2 separate regions of the Homo sapiens genome follow, and region 2 is linked to region 1. A link is a loop called in an ENCODE intact Hi-C map of the cell type or tissue named here. Cell type or tissue: MCF 10A. All regions are shown on one strand.

Region 1 (2,500 bases):
CCCTTAAGCAAAAATGAGAACTAAGAGTTTTCAGGTAAAGTGAACTTCCTTACCAAAACCTGGACCGTGAATCCATGGAAAGTTGACGTGTTGTCTTTAGAAGCAGTTTATGCATTAAGATTTTTGTGAGGCCAAGACGCGGTGGCTCAAACCTGTAATCCCAGCACTTTGGGAGGCCAAGGCGGGCGGATCACTTGAGCTCAGGAGTTGGAGGCCAGCCTGGGCAACATAGTGAAACCCCATCTCCACCAGAAACACAAAAAAATTAGCCAGGCATTGTGGCATGCATCTGTCGTCCCAGTTACTCAGGAGGCTGAGGTGGGAGGATCACTTGAGCCCAGGAGGCAGGGGTTGCAGTAAGCCGAGATTGTACCATTGCACTCGAGCCTGGGTGACAGAGTGAGACCCCATCTCAAATATATATATGTATATATGTGTGTGTGTGTGTACATGTGAGTCATTGTTGATCTTGGTTCTTTTACTTGTGGTTTGACCAAATGCAGGACAGGAAAGATAGATAATTTTCCAAGAAGATTTCTAAAGAGAGATATTCTTGGAGAAAAATATATGAGTGATCGGTTACAAGCTTGTCTTAATGTATCAAAAAAAGCAATACTAAAGGCATGAATTCTTAACTGATTGATGAATAAAGGTATGATTCCATGTTGCTCTGATTAACCTAGCTATGTTGATGGACAAGAAATGTGAGTTGAGCATGTCTAAGGTACAGCCCCTCCTGTCTAAGGTGTTACAGAATGGGATGAAGTGGAGTGGGTGATAGTTGAGTAGGCTGTTTCCTTTCCCAAAGGTTCTGAGAAATCCAATGTGTTGTTATTATGGGTGTGGCCACACGCTTCTTTGGTTCCTGCATTAGAAAGGTCATGTCTTTGAAAAGATATTTAGTGAGCAATTTCATTCCCCTTTACAGGGACATCCAGTTTTCAAATACTGCTAAGCCTTGACAGCGTAGAAGGCAGGCAGAAACCATCAGAGGGAAAAAGAGAAAAAAAAAAAATCCGCTCAGGTTATCCTCCTAGTCCCAGATGAGGTGGGCTGGCAGCTACTAAAAATTAAACAGAAGAGGTTTTCCAAATGCAAACAGAACATATCCGCAATCATAGAAACAGCTCTAACACCATAACACTCCTTGAACTCCAAACAAATTATTTGGGAGGATATTAAGCCTGGAAGGTCTTTCAAATTCCTTTATTAGAAAGGAGATTACTTAGAGCTCATGGTCAAATCACATACAATTTGACCCAATTCTTTTCCACCCTTTCACATCATTTGATATTAGGCAGAAACTATTGTTCAAATGCAGAAATTCATTATCCTCTTCTCCAGCCAAGGCCAGGCTGAGAAAATTCCCCGAGACCCGGCTTTCAACCCTGCCTCGCAGCCATAAAGGTGGTCTTTCGCGCCACCTAGAGGGCAGCCGGAGGCACGGCGCGTGAGTCACTCGGAGGAAAATTAAATACAGCTGAATAATTGAATGAGAGGGCAAGTTGAATCAGGGGTCACCATCTGTTTGACTAGAATTGTTGGCACATTTCAGCTAAGCCTCGCGCGCCTCGTAAACATGCTTACAGTTATCATAGCTCGCATTGCCCTAAAATAAAAGAAAATTGGTCCTAAAATAAGCCTGAACTAATTAAACATATACCATCTTGTCGTCATGGAGACCAGAGTGAAGGTCACCAGCTTCTCATGGCATTCAGGAGGGTGCTGGTGCCAAAAAGAGACGGGTGATTCTTTCCACTCCCGGGGAGAGGGCACCTCCGGGGCCAGAGGTGCTGCCTGGATGGAGGGTGTTGGGGGAGAGAGGGTGCCACCACCCCGTTCTTCATCCCTCATTTCCCCTCCGGGCTGAGGGGAGGCAGAGAGGGAGGGCAGGAAAGCAACGACACCATCTCTGCAGATCCAGGAAGCAGCGTCAGGAGGGACCGTGAGCTGCCCCCTGCCAACGTTACTTAATATTATGCCCATTTGGCAGATTTTCCCTGGGGATGGAGGTGGGGAAGGCACCCTTCCAAAGAAAGGGGTGTCGTATCTGAATTGCCTCCTTCTGCCAGCTTGATCCGAGAGCTGGTCCTCTACCAAGAATCTCGATGCGGCTGGTCGTGCATTTGTGTGCGTGTGTGTGAATTACACTGTATGCTGTGTGCACGCGCGACCAGCACAAATGTATATTCTGGGAGAGAAACCAATTCGAACGGTACATCTCATCATGTCTCTTATAGATTCCTCCTTTCTTGGGGAAACACATCCTCGCCTCGAGTCCTCAGCACGCAGCAGCTTCATCTTGGGGGTTACTGAGGACAGGCTGTATGCAAACCCAAAACTTGCAGAGTTCGAGAGATACCATTAAGATTTCATCCCCTTGCCTGGCTGGGTCAGAACCCAGTGAGCTCCTTGGTTTGGAGATTTGAAGATGCAGCTTTTTGGCCCCTGGTGGTCCGCAAGCCCCTCCCTCGTTGTTCTCCTTCCTGGGCCATAAAGG
Region 2 (2,500 bases), 1.7 Mb before region 1:
GTGAGATCTAGAAGAGTTTCTTGGCCTCTGCATTCCTGACATTTGGGGCTAGATAATTCTTCACTGTGGCGGCTGTCTGGGGCACTGCAGGTTGTCCAGCAGCATCCCTAGCCTCTACTCACTAAATGCCAGTAGTGCTTTCTCCCTCAGTTGTGACAAACGCAGTAATGTCTCCAGACATCGGCAAATGTCCTCTGAGGGGGCAAAAGCCCTTAGTTGGGAACCAATGAGCTACATGTTTCATTAGATTCAAGGTCATATTTAATTTTTTTTTTTTTTACAAATATACTCCATGGGTATAGCTGTGTATTTCCTACTGCCATACTCAGGAGGCACTTAAACCAATAGCACCTAACCCAATATACATTCCTAATAAAACTTCTCTACAAAATAAAGTAGATGGATAATTCTTCAATATCATAAAAATATAACTTTCTCAACTCCAAAACTAGTATCAAGCTTAATTAGGAAACACCAGAAGCATTTCCATTAAGTTCAAGAACAGAACAAGGACATTTACTATCCCCACTGCTATGCAGTGTTGTGGAGGTACCAGCTAGGACAATCAGACAAGAGAAAGAAAGAAGAGGTATAGGCCGAGTGTGGTGGCTCATGCCTGTAATCCTAGCACTTTGGGAGGCTGAGGTGGGTGGATCACCTGAGGTCATGAGTTTGGGACCAGTCTGGCCAACATGGTAAAACCCTGTCTCTACCAAAAATACAAAAATTAGCCATGTGTGGTGGCGGGTGCCTGTAATCCCAGCTACTCAGGAGGCTGAGGCACGAGAATCTCTTGAACCCGGGAGGCAGAGGTTGCAGTGAGCTAAGATAACACCACTGCACCACTGCACTTCAGCCTGGGTGACAGCACAAGACTCTGTCTCAAGAAAAAAAAAAAAAAGAAAGAAAAGCTATAAATAGAAAGGAAAGTATGAGAAAATGATTTGCAGATAATATAATGATATACCTTAACAATCCAATAGAAAATTAAAAACTGTTACAAATAATAACTCAATAAAGCCACAAAACTAACATTCCGTCCAGATCAACAACTTTCTTATATGGAAACAATATTAAAATGCTAGCAAAATGCTAGCAAGAAGGAAAAAACTATTTATAACAGCAATGGAATAAAATAAAATACACAAGAAGAAGCCTAACAATGAGTGAGAGAAAGAGAGAGAGAGTGTGTGTGTGTGTGTGTGTTCCTTGCTTTGCACGGTTCCGAGCTGCATGAATTTCAGTTACTATGGCTTAGTTAAACATTATCAGTCCCCCGACAGGATGGTTCAAATTTCAGTTATTAACTACTATGGGAATACGAACTGTGAGTAACTGCAGAGAACAAACTTCACTGGCAGCTCTTCAGTCTACTATGTAAACAGAGATGCATCATGCCCAGTGACTAAGCAAGCCTTTCAAAGCTGGTGACTGGTCATTGTGCTATGCAGTTCACTTCCCGACAGCAAAACATGTAGTTATGCTGCATCCTTATCTCCCAATGCTAAACCTGCAGGACGTGTTACGAAAATGGATAGTCACAAGAGAGGAACTGGCCAACAAAATCGAAGTGCAGCAAAAACCCACAAAGTGATAATGCTGGAAGCAAAATTAGACATACATGTAAATGAATTCTAGAACAAATAAATAATTGGCCACAGGAATGTTGACACTGCTGCCACTGAAGAAAACTTGGGATATGCAGCCAGAGGATCTCAGTGAAAGTGAATTTAATGACGAGGTATGTAGTTCCTGAAGGAAGTTATGGCGGCCAAAAAGTTTGTGTTAAAGGAACTCTTGGAGACATTTCATGATGATGACAATTACTTAGAAAGGACAACTGACCACTTGCCAAAGGCATAGGAAAGATGCTCATTCTAGACTGCAAAGGATACAATGAGAAGGCAAGCACTGTTCAAACCACTCGATAAGTCTCTTACAAAGAGACAAAACATTTTATTTCTCAAAGTTCCTAAGTTTTAAATTACAGTGTGGTATGATCTGAATTTACGTGACCCACCCCCCACCGAAATTCCTATGTGGAAACTTAACCTCCAAAGGGATAGTATTAAGAGGTGGGGCCTTTGGAAGGTGACTAGGTCATGAGGGCAGAGACCTTGTGAATGTGAGTGGTATGATCTGAATGTATGTGCCCCCCCCGAAATTCCTATGTGGAAACTTAATCCCCAAAGGGATAATATTAAGAGGTGGGGACTTTGGAAAGTGACTAGGTCATGAGGGCAGAGGCCTTGTGAATACGATTAATGCCCTTATAAAAGAGGTTTAGGGGAGCTTTATTGCCCCTTCCAGCATGTCAGGATGCTGCAAAAAGGTGTTATTTATGAAGCAGGGAGCAGGCCCTCATCAGACACCAAAGCTGCTGACACCTTGAGCTTGGACTTCCCAGCCTCCAGAACCGTAAGCAACACATTTCTGTTGTTCATAAATTACCCAGTCTAAGGCACTTTGTTATAGCAGCCTGAAGGGACTAAGACACACA

The links. Hi-C counts contacts between places; a loop is a spot of excess contacts. Peaks named below come from ENCODE experiments on the same cell type or tissue, not always from the same donor. Only the 100,000 strongest peaks of a DNase experiment are listed, where the experiment ranks them.
Region 2: it touches region 1 in a loop (9-fold over the local background); 2 of 110 quality-filtered maps call a loop at or near these places.

Annotation. Positions count from the first base shown.
Region 1 is chr19:30,682,067-30,684,566 of GRCh38, reverse strand. It overlaps a transcript of ZNF536 not described here. Among named protein-coding and RNA genes, the nearest start is that of ZNF536-AS1, 13 kb to the right of the region's middle. In MCF 10A, a CTCF peak has its summit at 1,426 (motif pointing left); a DNase peak (open chromatin) is centred at 1,436.
Region 2 is chr19:32,372,876-32,375,375 of GRCh38, reverse strand. The region is part of intron 5 of ZNF507 (zinc finger protein 507); the gene reads right to left. Among named protein-coding and RNA genes, the nearest start is that of ZNF507, 29 kb to the right of the region's middle. In MCF 10A, no CTCF peak of the experiment used is centred here; a DNase peak (open chromatin) is centred at 1,415.